Linked DNA regions of Mus musculus: region 1 is linked to region 2. Evidence: chromatin loops called from intact Hi-C (ENCODE). Cell type or tissue: gastrocnemius. All regions are shown on one strand. Each heading gives the region's core, and the rest is flanking DNA. Links, peaks and the distances in the headings are about the cores only. Region 1 holds the start of Osbp (oxysterol binding protein). Region 2 holds the start of Patl1 (protein associated with topoisomerase II homolog 1 (yeast)).

What was found. Hi-C counts contacts between places; a loop is a spot of excess contacts. Peaks named below come from ENCODE experiments on the same cell type or tissue, not always from the same donor. Only the 100,000 strongest peaks of a DNase experiment are listed, where the experiment ranks them.
Region 1: a loop joins it to region 2, with 2.1 times the contacts of the local background. A loop is called at or near these places in 11 of 42 quality-filtered maps.

What each region holds. Positions count from the first base shown.
Region 1 is chr19:11,962,879-11,968,217 of GRCm38, forward strand. Osbp (oxysterol binding protein) reads left to right here and starts at 2,966. Exons shown (of 14, transcript NM_001033174.1): 1 at 2,966-3,418. The coding sequence starts at 3,063. In gastrocnemius, for the core only: no CTCF peak of the experiment used is centred there; DNase peaks (open chromatin) are centred at 2,757 and 3,454; H3K4me3 peaks cover 3,210 bases; H3K27ac peaks cover 3,296 bases.
Region 2 is chr19:11,909,704-11,915,077 of GRCm38, forward strand. Patl1 (protein associated with topoisomerase II homolog 1 (yeast)) reads left to right here and starts at 2,696. Exons shown (of 19, transcript NM_172635.3): 1 at 2,696-2,874; 2 at 4,645-4,756. The coding sequence starts at 2,860. Gm31092 (a long non-coding RNA gene) reads right to left here and starts at 2,704. Exons shown (of 2, transcript XR_386559.3): 1 at 2,393-2,704. In gastrocnemius, for the core only: no CTCF peak of the experiment used is centred there; DNase peaks (open chromatin) are centred at 2,104 and 2,608; H3K4me3 peaks cover 3,234 bases; H3K27ac peaks cover 2,862 bases.

The DNA.
Region 1 (5,339 bases), core at 340-5,339, 53 kb after region 2:
ACACTCCCCATGCTTTGTCTTATCACGCAGACCCCAAATCACCCTGTATAGCCCAGCCTGGCCTTGAATCATGGAGCAAGGAGACCCTGAACGGGAACTTCTGAGACCATAAGGCAAAAATAAATTCTTCTTACCTTAATTTGTTTCTCGGTTCTTCGGTCTCACTAATGAAAACCAACAGTGATTAGGTGGCTGTCTTCCTTTTCTTCCCTTTTGTGCTGAATCATTTTGAAGAAAATGACTGGTAGTGTAACATTCACTTCTATGCTTTGGCACAGTTTTCCAGACCTTAAAGATTTGTTTGCAGATCTCCAACATCAGTAACTGAACTAATATAGTAACTGCCTAACAACAGGCTGGCAGCCCGAGACAGTTCTCTTTGCAACTGTGCTGAAGAAGTCTAAAGTCAGTTTTGCGGAGCCAGAATCCAATTCCATACTCATTTAATTGTGCCTTTATGTCTGTTTGTTAATTAGCAAGCAGAATCAATCACCCTGTGGTCTTAAATAAATTTATTGCCTCCCGCTCCTGGTGTGAGTGGTGCTGGGGGTAGAATCCAGGTTCTTGTGCATGCCAGGCAAGCCCTCCACCAACTGAGCTACATTCTCAGTGTGTCTTTATAAATCACGTGTCTCTATGTGTGTCTCTTTGTGAGTTTGTTCACCTGAATGCAGGTGCCAGGTTAAGTGAAAGGCATTGGATCTTTGGAGCTGGAGTGACCAGTGATTGTGAGTTTGAACTGAGGGATGTCCCATGCAAGAGCAACATTACAACCCTGGAGCCATCTCCCAGACCTCACATTCTCCCCTTGGCTGTCTCTTTGCGTCTGTCATTAAACTGCTTCCTTTAGCTCCTGTAACCAGGGTTTATTTGATTCAGTTTCAATTATTTTGGCAAGACAGTTTTATTCACTAATGGCATTTCTACTTTGTGCTGCAAGATCACAGGGACCTCATAAGAATGTTGTCTCTGGGTTAGTGATGTGAGCTTACTAGGTTGACACGGGGACAGCAAGATCTCCTGGTTTTAAAAGTATGTGTTTCTCCTGAAACACTGAACTGAGGGACATGTGGCACCACAGCTCCCATTTGTTACAGACGCTTGCAGCTGGTCAAAACTCAAATGAGCTTTATTACAACTGCATGATTACAAAGGCCCCCCCTCCCTCTTTCCACTCCTTTCCTGTAAAGGTATTTAACCAAAGTGAGAAGCCAGGCTTTCCAAATCAGACTAGATTCACTCCTTCCTTCCTTCCTTCCTTCCTTCCTTCCTTCCTTCCTTCCTTCCTTCCTTCCTTCCTTCTTTCCATTTGAGACAGGATTTCTCTGTGTAGACTAGGCTGGCCTCGAACTCAGAGATCCACCCACCTCTATCTCTTCAGAGCTGGGATTAAAGGTATGTGCCGACACCTCCCAGCTTAGATTACTTCTTGATATTCATGAGGTAAATAGTTTTTTACAGTATCTAAAAGCAACTCCTAGGACTGGAGAGATGTTAACAGTTCCTGTTCTTCTAGAGAACTTGAGTTCTGTTCCCAGTATTCTTATGGGTTGGCTACCCACCAACTTTAGTTCCAGCTCCAGGGGATTTTATGCCCTCTGCTGGCATCCACAAGTACCTGCACTTAGGTGTACACACACACACACACACACACACACACACAAATCAGAAGAAATGAATAAATAAAAGTTAAACCCTATTCCTACTGCCAGGTCAAAAACTGCTACACTGTAATAGGTGTTAGATTCCCCAAAATGCAGGTTTTGGCTATTTTTGTAATAATAGTTCACAACAGCTCAATGCTGGACTAGTTACTGAAATTTGTGACCTCTAACACAGCTGTAATTAAGCTGATCAAATCTAATCATTCAACACCCAGTTCAAAACAAAACCCTAGCAATAAACAAGAGAATTAATTGTGTTTTTACCACACTAAACCTAACAAGGGCCTTTAGATTTGGAAAAGAGATATAAAGGTAGGTAGTAGGTCTTTGCCAATCTATTCTCCCCGTAAATAAGGTCGGCAACTAGATGGTCAGAATTAATAGAAGTGTATTAGAATCTAGAGTGAAGAGACAGAGGGTAGACCAGGAAAGGGAATGGGGTGAGGATTGGAGGAGTCGTGAGTCCAGGAGGGGGCCGAGGAAGCTCTCTCTGGGTTCTTCCGGAAGCAGGATATGAAAACGGAATCCCTAGGAGACCCAGGAACCATCCATCTCTCTTTATTAAGGCCATCTGCAAGTCTCAATTGAGAAGGAGGGAATTCCACAGCACACCCACATCAAGAGCATTTATAGAGACCCATCACTTCCTTAAAGCTGCAAACGTGCCTGCCCACTTGTGCATCCATGAATTTATTTGCTATCTCGGCCAACTGCAGCTTTCACTGACAATGTCCAGAACCAATCATCTCCAATCATAGCCCTGCCTCTCCACCGACAGGTGAAAGACATAGGTGTCAGCCAATAAAAAATAAGAATGAGTATGTGAAGGCTGGACTCTGCCCCATTTACTTCAATGCATTCAGTAATTGGTAGAAAGGTTTGAGCAGCTGATATCAACCACCAATCCGTAAGGGCGGAAGAGGATGAAGGGCAGCGCGATGGGCGGGGGTGACGTGGCAATGACAGAAGCATAAACTGTAATGACTGACGGAAGTACTAGCCATTCGGAGGCCAAACCGGCCGTGAGCTCTGCATTCTCCCGTCCTCGGACTTCGGAAAGCCACCAATGATTTTGTAGCCCTGCCTGATTGGCTTTCCTGTTAGCCAATCGAAAGCAGGCCTGGAGGACGCGTCGCGCCTTGAGCTTCTCACTGGGCGGAGTAGCATGACAGGCCCGAGAGAAATGCCAATGTCCGCGGGGTCTTCCGCAAGTGACACTTGGCGGCACCAATCGCCGCCCTCCTTCCCGGCAGTCGAGCCCTCCTTCCCGCGGCGGGGCTGGCGGGGCGGGGACGCTGCGCGGCGGCGGCTGAAGCGCTAGCCGTGTTGGGCGCTCCGGGCGGCGGCGGCGGAGCTCGTAGGCGGTTCCGGTCGTGTCTCTCCGGGCGGCGGCGGCTCATGGCGGCGACCGAGCTGAGAGGAGTGGTGGGGCCGGGCCCGGCAGCCATCGCGGCTCCGGGCGGCGGCGGCGCGGGTCCACCCGCGGTGGGAGGCGGCGGCGGACGCGGGGACGCGGGGCCCGGCCCCGGGGTGGCGGCCGCGACGGCGGCGACGGCGGGCGGCCCGGGCCCCGGGGCCGGAGGAGTGGCGGCAGGCGGCCCGGGCTCTGCACCGCCAGCCGCGGGCTCGGGCGGTTCGGGCGCCGGGGGCTCGGGCTCGGCTAGAGAGGGCTGGCTCTTCAAATGGACCAATTACATCAAAGGCTACCAGCGGCGATGGTTCGTGCTGAGCAACGGGCTCCTAAGCTACTACAGGTAACTGCTTCCGGGGCGCCACGCTCACCTGGCCTCCCCCCCTGTGCAGCCCACAGACCCGCGCTGTCACTCTCCGCCGGCTGGCTTCACTGCCAAGGTCGCCCTGGGTCGCTGTCTGTCACCTGCACAGGTTGACAGCTTGCAGAAGTCAGAACCTGCAGATTTGACACACTGCTCTTGTCTCCGCTGTCACCCGCCCCTAGTGCCTCATCTGCCTCCATCCCTGGGTCTTTCCTGTCAGCAATTGTTTGGAGAGCATCTGCTCTGCCATTGTATTTCCGCTACCACGTGGGTGCAATCGCTAATTCTGCAAGTAAGGCACTGTTGTGAAGCTGGAGGGGCACAGACAGCGCGAGCCCGGGCACTGTCCCTCAGGAACTTACAGTGGAAGTTACAACTCCTAACTTTTTGTGCTCTAGTCTCTAAAATTTAATGTTTCTGATACACCCTTGATATACCTGCCCATGTCTACTCAGAATACACATTCCGACATCAGAATACCACACACAGGGAGACTTTGGGATTCTGTCCACCATATGTCTTACCTCTTCAAGCATGCGCGTACTTTCTCGGTCTAGACAGTCCACAATAGAGATGTGTACTCTACCATAGCTTTTACTTTTGCCTGCCCCACCTCTTCCCATGGGAATGACTGTCTTATCCAGCAGTCACCGTGCACCTTTTAGTTTTATTTAAGATTAAGTTTTATTAAAGGAAGAACACATGTTTTTGAAATGATTGTTAAGGTTTCACAGTGCTTATTTTGGTATGGTTAATGTATACTTACTGTGACTCATAGCATGGTCATAACATGTCACACTTCGGGGCTTATATTACTAGACAGAGGTGTTGAGAGGTGATTGGAGGACAGGTTATAAGCTTTCCCAACAGCCTTGCATTGTGGCTGGATGTCTTACATGCAACTGTTCATTTAGTGCGCATAGATCTCCTATCTCCCTGGGAGTTAGGACATGTTCCCATGTTCTTGACAAGAAAGCAGACTCAGCATGCGCAGCTCTCCCAGGGTCTTGGAGAAATCAGGATTTGAAACTACTCTTCATACTTTAAAACCTAAAACCTAGGTTAGTGCTACGTGAACCAGTTAGATACAGAGATAATCACCTAAGACACGGTTTAGGTTTATAGAGTGTGTTACAGTGTGTCTCATGAAGAAAGTACCGAAGTCTACTCTAAGAGGGATTTGCTTAGTATAATAATAACGCCATTTCTGGTTGAAATCTCTTCCCACAGTCCATCCAGTTTGGGAACCCAAGACACTGCTGGGGGCGTGGCTCAGCCTGTATTCCTTTTCAATTTCACCAGTAGTTTCTCTCCTATCAGGAGGCCCATGGGGGACGAATAACCTCCATGAACATCGTTGGCTTGGCTCGTAGAGAATTTTAAAGAAAGCCTGAAGACGAGAGTTATAGGCTGTTGGTGGGAACATTTTTATCGCTCCTCACATAGAAAATGCCTTAGCTCATCCTTGATGCTTAAGCAACGTTAGTTGTTTAGTAGGTGTGACATTTTCATTATTGTGTTCTGAATTAATTTTAATATAACCCTTTCTCCTACTCATCTATAACTCATTTTAGGATTATAACATACATTTAAAGTTTTAGTTTGGCTCAGAGATTTTTTTTTCCCATCTGTTCAAGCTCCATGTCTTGTTTTAATTGACTACTATTCTAATGATTCATATCCTGACTTGGTTTATAAATCTCTAGTAACATTGATTCCTCATATTAAAACTTGTACATTAAGGGCTAGATATAGTGATAACAAGCCTTTACTCCCAGCAAAAGGCAGAGGCAGGTGGATCTTTATGAGTTTGAACCATAGCTACAAAACAATGAAAACCAAACCAAGCAAAAAACCAACTGTATTATCTAAGGGCTTTAATAATGTGTAGTCTTGGGTT
Region 2 (5,374 bases), core at 117-5,116:
TTCTACTTTCCATTGTTTTCTTGATTACTTCACAGATTGGGTTTCTGAACATAATTTTTTTCTATTTGTTTACTATTTATTTCTAAATGACCAGAAAACAAGATTTGGCATCACCAAATTCACTCTTTAAATGTGTAGACTAAATTGGACATGGTGGCACACACCTTTAATCCCAGTCCTTGGGAGGCAAAGACAGGCAGATCTCTGTGAGTCTAAAGTCTACATGGTGAGTTTCAGGATAGAAAGGGCTATGGTATATAGAGAGAGACTGTATCAAGAAACTAAAAATAAAAAAATAAGTAAGATCTGACTAAATATTTTCATGCTTCAAGGGCAAAAATGTCTCCTTTATAACCTCGCAGACCTTTTATAGCACGTGATGGCGACTCGTGTCATCCTGAGTGGATAAAGCAACTACTAAGATGAGTAGTCCACATACTTGAGGGTGTGTCTGAAGATTTTGTCAGAGAAAATTAGATCATGAGCACTGTAATCTAATGAAGAGAGTGTCGTGATTATAATGAGTGATTCAAACTATGAGGGTTTGGAATTGTGATGCCATTCCTGGGAAGTCCTGGAAGGTCAGAGGAAGTGGCAGCTGGTGTGTGCCCCTTGGAAGCTTAATCTTTTTTTTTTTAATTAGATATTTACTTTATTTACATTTCAAATGGTGTCCCCTTTCCTGATTTCCCTCGGAAAACTCCCTAGTCCCTCCCCACCTCCCCCTGGTCACCAACCCACCCTGCTTCCTGGCCCTGGAATTCCCCTATACTGGGGCTTAGAGCCTTCACAGGACCAAGGGCCTCTCCTCTCATTGATGAGCGGCTAGGCCATCCTCTGCTACATATGCAGCTAGAGCCACGAATCCCACCATGTGTGCTCTGTGGTTGGTGATTTAGTCCCTGGGAGCTCTGGGGATACTGGTTAGTTCATACTGTTGTTCATATTGTTGTTCCTCCTATGGAGCTGCAAACCCTTTCATCTCCTTAGGCTCTTTCTCTAGCACCTTCACTGGGGACCCTGTGGGAAACTGAATCTTAAACCTCTTCTATAGCTCAGGTTTTTTCTTCTTCTACAAGAAACAAATGGCCCTTGCCACACACTCCCACTCCAAAACTTGCTAGCACCAAGCACAAATTGCACCCTCAGAAACCTGAATCCAAATTAACATTTCCCCATTTAAACTGTCTACTCAGATATTTTGGTCACAGCACAAAACTAATAGTAGCAAGCCAACAAAAGACGTTTTGTAAATGAGGGGTGGCAGGCTTAAAAAAAGAAGTTATGTCCAGAGTTTGCTAGCTCTTGGTCTACATAGCCTCTCAGTACTTGGGTAATTGTGAAAACCTGTTACCTCACAAATGAAAGTTTGTTTCATAACTCTTGAAAATTACTTATTAGCTTACCTTGCCTTCTCTTCAAGAGTCAATTCTATTTGCTCTTAAGTGATCAGATTTGGGGATTCAGATATCTTAGCTGCCAACTTTGCAACAGTTTCCGGTGGGCAGCTTAAGGCTATCTACTTCTCTCTAACCTCCAGGTTCCTTATCTAGAGAGCAGAGAATGTAACTATTCGATTACTACTTAGTGAGGTAGATATAATTTTACCCATTTTACGAAAGAAAACCTGAAGGGTCAGATGTTTAGAAAGACATGCCCAGTTTCACGCAGCAGTGAAAAAACACGTTTCCCAATCCAGAACTTCTATTTTCAAATCCAATGCTTATAGTAAACTAGTTGATTAATCCAGTCACGCTAACAGTAACGTGTTAAGGAATTAAAGTTCACCATTCATTCCCAGGTGAGACAACCGCCTGAGTGACACTCGTGAGGCAGAGGCAGGCGGATCTCTGCGAGGACAGCCTAGTCTACAGAGTGAATAACAAGACAGCCAAGGCTACACAGAGAAACCCTGGCTCAAAAATAAAATAAAAAATAAGACACCCTCTCAAACGGTCTCGCTACAGGCAATAAAGCACCAAAGCAGCAGACTTCTAGAACCAGGGTGCTGAGGCGGAAGCTGAACAAACTCCGCTGGGCTTCATCCTCAGCGGAAATGGCTGTCCACAGCGCCCAAGCTCACCGACCTTGCTGCGGTGACCCCAGCCCCAAGGCTGCGCGGCCCGTTAGGGCTCTCCCGCTTTCCAACGGGGTGAAGGGCCTGGCATCTAAAAATATCACCTTAGATAATCCTTGTTAAATGTGCCTTCGTCTTTTTCCTAAAACCAAACGCTGTCAACACTTTGGCCTCTATCAATCACAGCCTTGGCCTCCCGACTGATTCAGCCAGCGACCTGTCCCTTTCCAAGAATACTGACTTGCCATACTAGTCCCCCCTCACAGACCAAGTCAAGGCACCCCGAGGAGGACACTGGACGTTAAATGAAATCACCCAAGAATAAATCCCCGATGTTCTCTGCTGAGACGCTTCGGGGGTCGCATCCTGTGACATTCACAAGGCTTTTCTCCGCCCAATCAGTGACGGGAACCTCGTGACTCAAAAGCACTGCGCAACTGTGCAGTTAGGAAAACGGAGGAGGAGCCGCAAGCCGGGGCTCTCTGGGTCATCCCTCTCCGACGGCCCGCGCGTGCGCAGTGTCTCGCCTAGGGATCTCTTTCCCGCCGCTCACACTAGGAAGCCAAACGCCAAATCTGTCCCCGCGCAGCTGCCGCCGCCGGGGCGCCCGCCCAGCCCGAGGCGCGCCTGCGCACGTCCCCACGCACGCTCCGGCGTACGGCGGCGGCCAGGGGTCGCGAGCCGGTGGGAGACCCGCGCGCGCGGAGCAGCCCGGGGAGTCGGCGCTTCTTTTCCCTCCCTCCCCCCACTCCCCTCCCCGCTCCCTTCCCCCCTCCCCAAGAATGTTCCGCTACGAGGTGAGTGGCTGCGACCGGAAGTGACCCCTCCCTCGCCCGCGCGCCCCTTTTTTTTTCCTCTGCTCGCCCGTCGCGCGGGTCTTGTGCGGCTGAGGAGGGGGCAGGGCGCGGGCGGCTGGGAACCCCGCTTCGGCCGCGAGGCTCGGGTGCGGCCCGCAGCGCACCGCGGAGGGGCGGGACTGGCGAGAGCCGGCCGCTGGTTTGCGGCGGGGAGAGCCCGTTAAGTGCGGTAACCTGACCCTTGGCTTGCGCCTCTGCTCGCGGAGCTGCCTTGGAGACCTGCATGGCTCCTACCCGGTGGTTTTTCCTGAGGCAGAATCCCCGGGGAATGCCCACGGAAGCGTTTCCCGCCCTGCCCCCGGAACCCCTTCACCCGGATTACACACAGCCCTGTGCACGCGGGCTGCCGTCAGGTGGAGGGGCAGGGACTGGTCCTCGGGCTGAGACTTCAGTCGGCTTGGAAAGAAGGCTGGGAGTGGGGAGGGGGGCGTGTCCCGCAGAAGTTCCTTCTAGGAGAAGGGAGAAAAAGTGTGGGTTTGGCGACGTTGTTTGGAGAACGGAGCTGTTTGCTGACCGTCTCTTACTGCTGTGTGACCTTGAGCAACTCCTACTCTTGGGGCCAAACAGACTCCGGATTTGTAGTTTAAGGACTGAGCTAGGGAAATCCTTACCGAGTCATCCTGATTTGGTCCAGTAGATGATTGCCATTTCATAGAGAGTTGCTAGAAGTTGCTTCTGGTGTGGAGGCAGTTGCAGGGCTGGCTCTTTAGGGGGAGGAAGATTGGGTAGAAACGGCCCCTAAAAGTTCCCAGGTAAGTTATATCACAAGCTGTTCCCCTAGAGTGTGGAATTCCAATTTGGAATCTTTAAACATTGGAAACAGTAGAAAGCTTGAGCTTACACTTGTGACTCAACTCACTTTTTGTAAACATGAGGAGAGATGATGAGATACTGTGAATAGAAGTTGCCAGAAGCAAAGAAAACTTAGTAAACTGAATAAATCTGTATTGGGATAAGTGATTGAAATTAGGATATACCAAGCTTGTCTAGTGATTTTTACTCCCTGGAGACTGCGGCAAGAGAATCAGGAGTTCTAAGCCAGACTGTACCTAGAGAAATAGTAACTAAAACAAAATAAATTAGAGCATACCCAAGATGTGATGGGGATTCTAGTTTTTGTTCAGCTTTCTAAAATCTTTGCTGTGTTTAATCCTCACACAGATTTCTTTCAAAGTTGTGTTTGGCTCAGAATTACAGTTTAAGGCACAGAGGTATAATACCTAGTACAGAGTCTGAGACATAGAGGTGTCTGGGAGCTGGAGAGATGGCTGCTCTTCCACAAACCCCTGGTTCAGTTCCCAGCACCCACATGGCAGCTCACAGCTTGTAACTACAGTTCCAGGGGACCTAGCATTATCACATAGACAACTTTGTAAGTGTAGAAAGAAGTTGTGATTGTTTTTTAACGCTTAACTTAAATTGCAGCTAAAAAAGATGGTGTTCTGTTTTCTGGCTAGAGTTTAGTCCTACAGGAAAGAGGAAGAAAAATGGACAGACTTAAAAGCATTGGGAAAACGACAGGGATGTAATGAGTAATATGGAATTTTGTTGAAAAAGTTACATGAAACTCAGGATGATAAAGTATTCATTTATAATTACCACTATTTCAAACAGTGATATAAAGGAATTTTGTATCATTAAAAAGGCCCAACTTTAAATGACTATATAAATGTCTTGAGAAATTAATCATCCTTTTTTTTTCTTTTGTAGTCTTTGGAGGATTGTCCTCTAGATGAAGATGAAGATGCATTTCAAGGCCTGGGAGAAGAAGATGAAGAAATTGATCAATTTAATGATGATACCTTTGGGTCAGGTGCAGTTGGTAAGTGACATATTTTATACTGTCTTTGTTGATCTCATCACGACTTTGGTATTAGGTCCACCTGTAATGTGAGTTTTCTGTGTATGCATGTGTGCGGGGGTGGGTAAGCGTGTTCCATGGCTGTCTTGTGAAGGCCAAAGGAAGGCCTCAAGAGTTGGAGCTCACATTCTCCCTTGTTGAGCCAGGATCCCTCCTGTTTCTTCCACAGAGCTACATATGTAAGGCTAGGTGACCCAGAGATCTGGGTCATTCCTGTGCTCCATCTTCTGTCCCAAAGTAGAATATTCGGATTACAGATGTTGACCAATTCATCCAGCTGTGTTCTGGGGGTTAGACTGAGGTTGTCAGATTTGTACATAAATTGATTTTATTTGTCAGATTTGTACATAAATTGATTTTTATTTACTCAGGTGAGCTGAGTGTTCTTCCTGACCCAGTTTTGTTTATATAATACAGTCTTCACTAAATAATAGCAGTTCATCTTCTGTACTGCTCACCAGGGCCTCTTTGCTTCACCTATAATAGCAGGTATTCTCAATTCTCTGTAGCTATAGGTTGCCAATATAAGGAATTTAAATAATTGGAAGTAGACATTTAAATGAGGTTGAAAGTAATCCT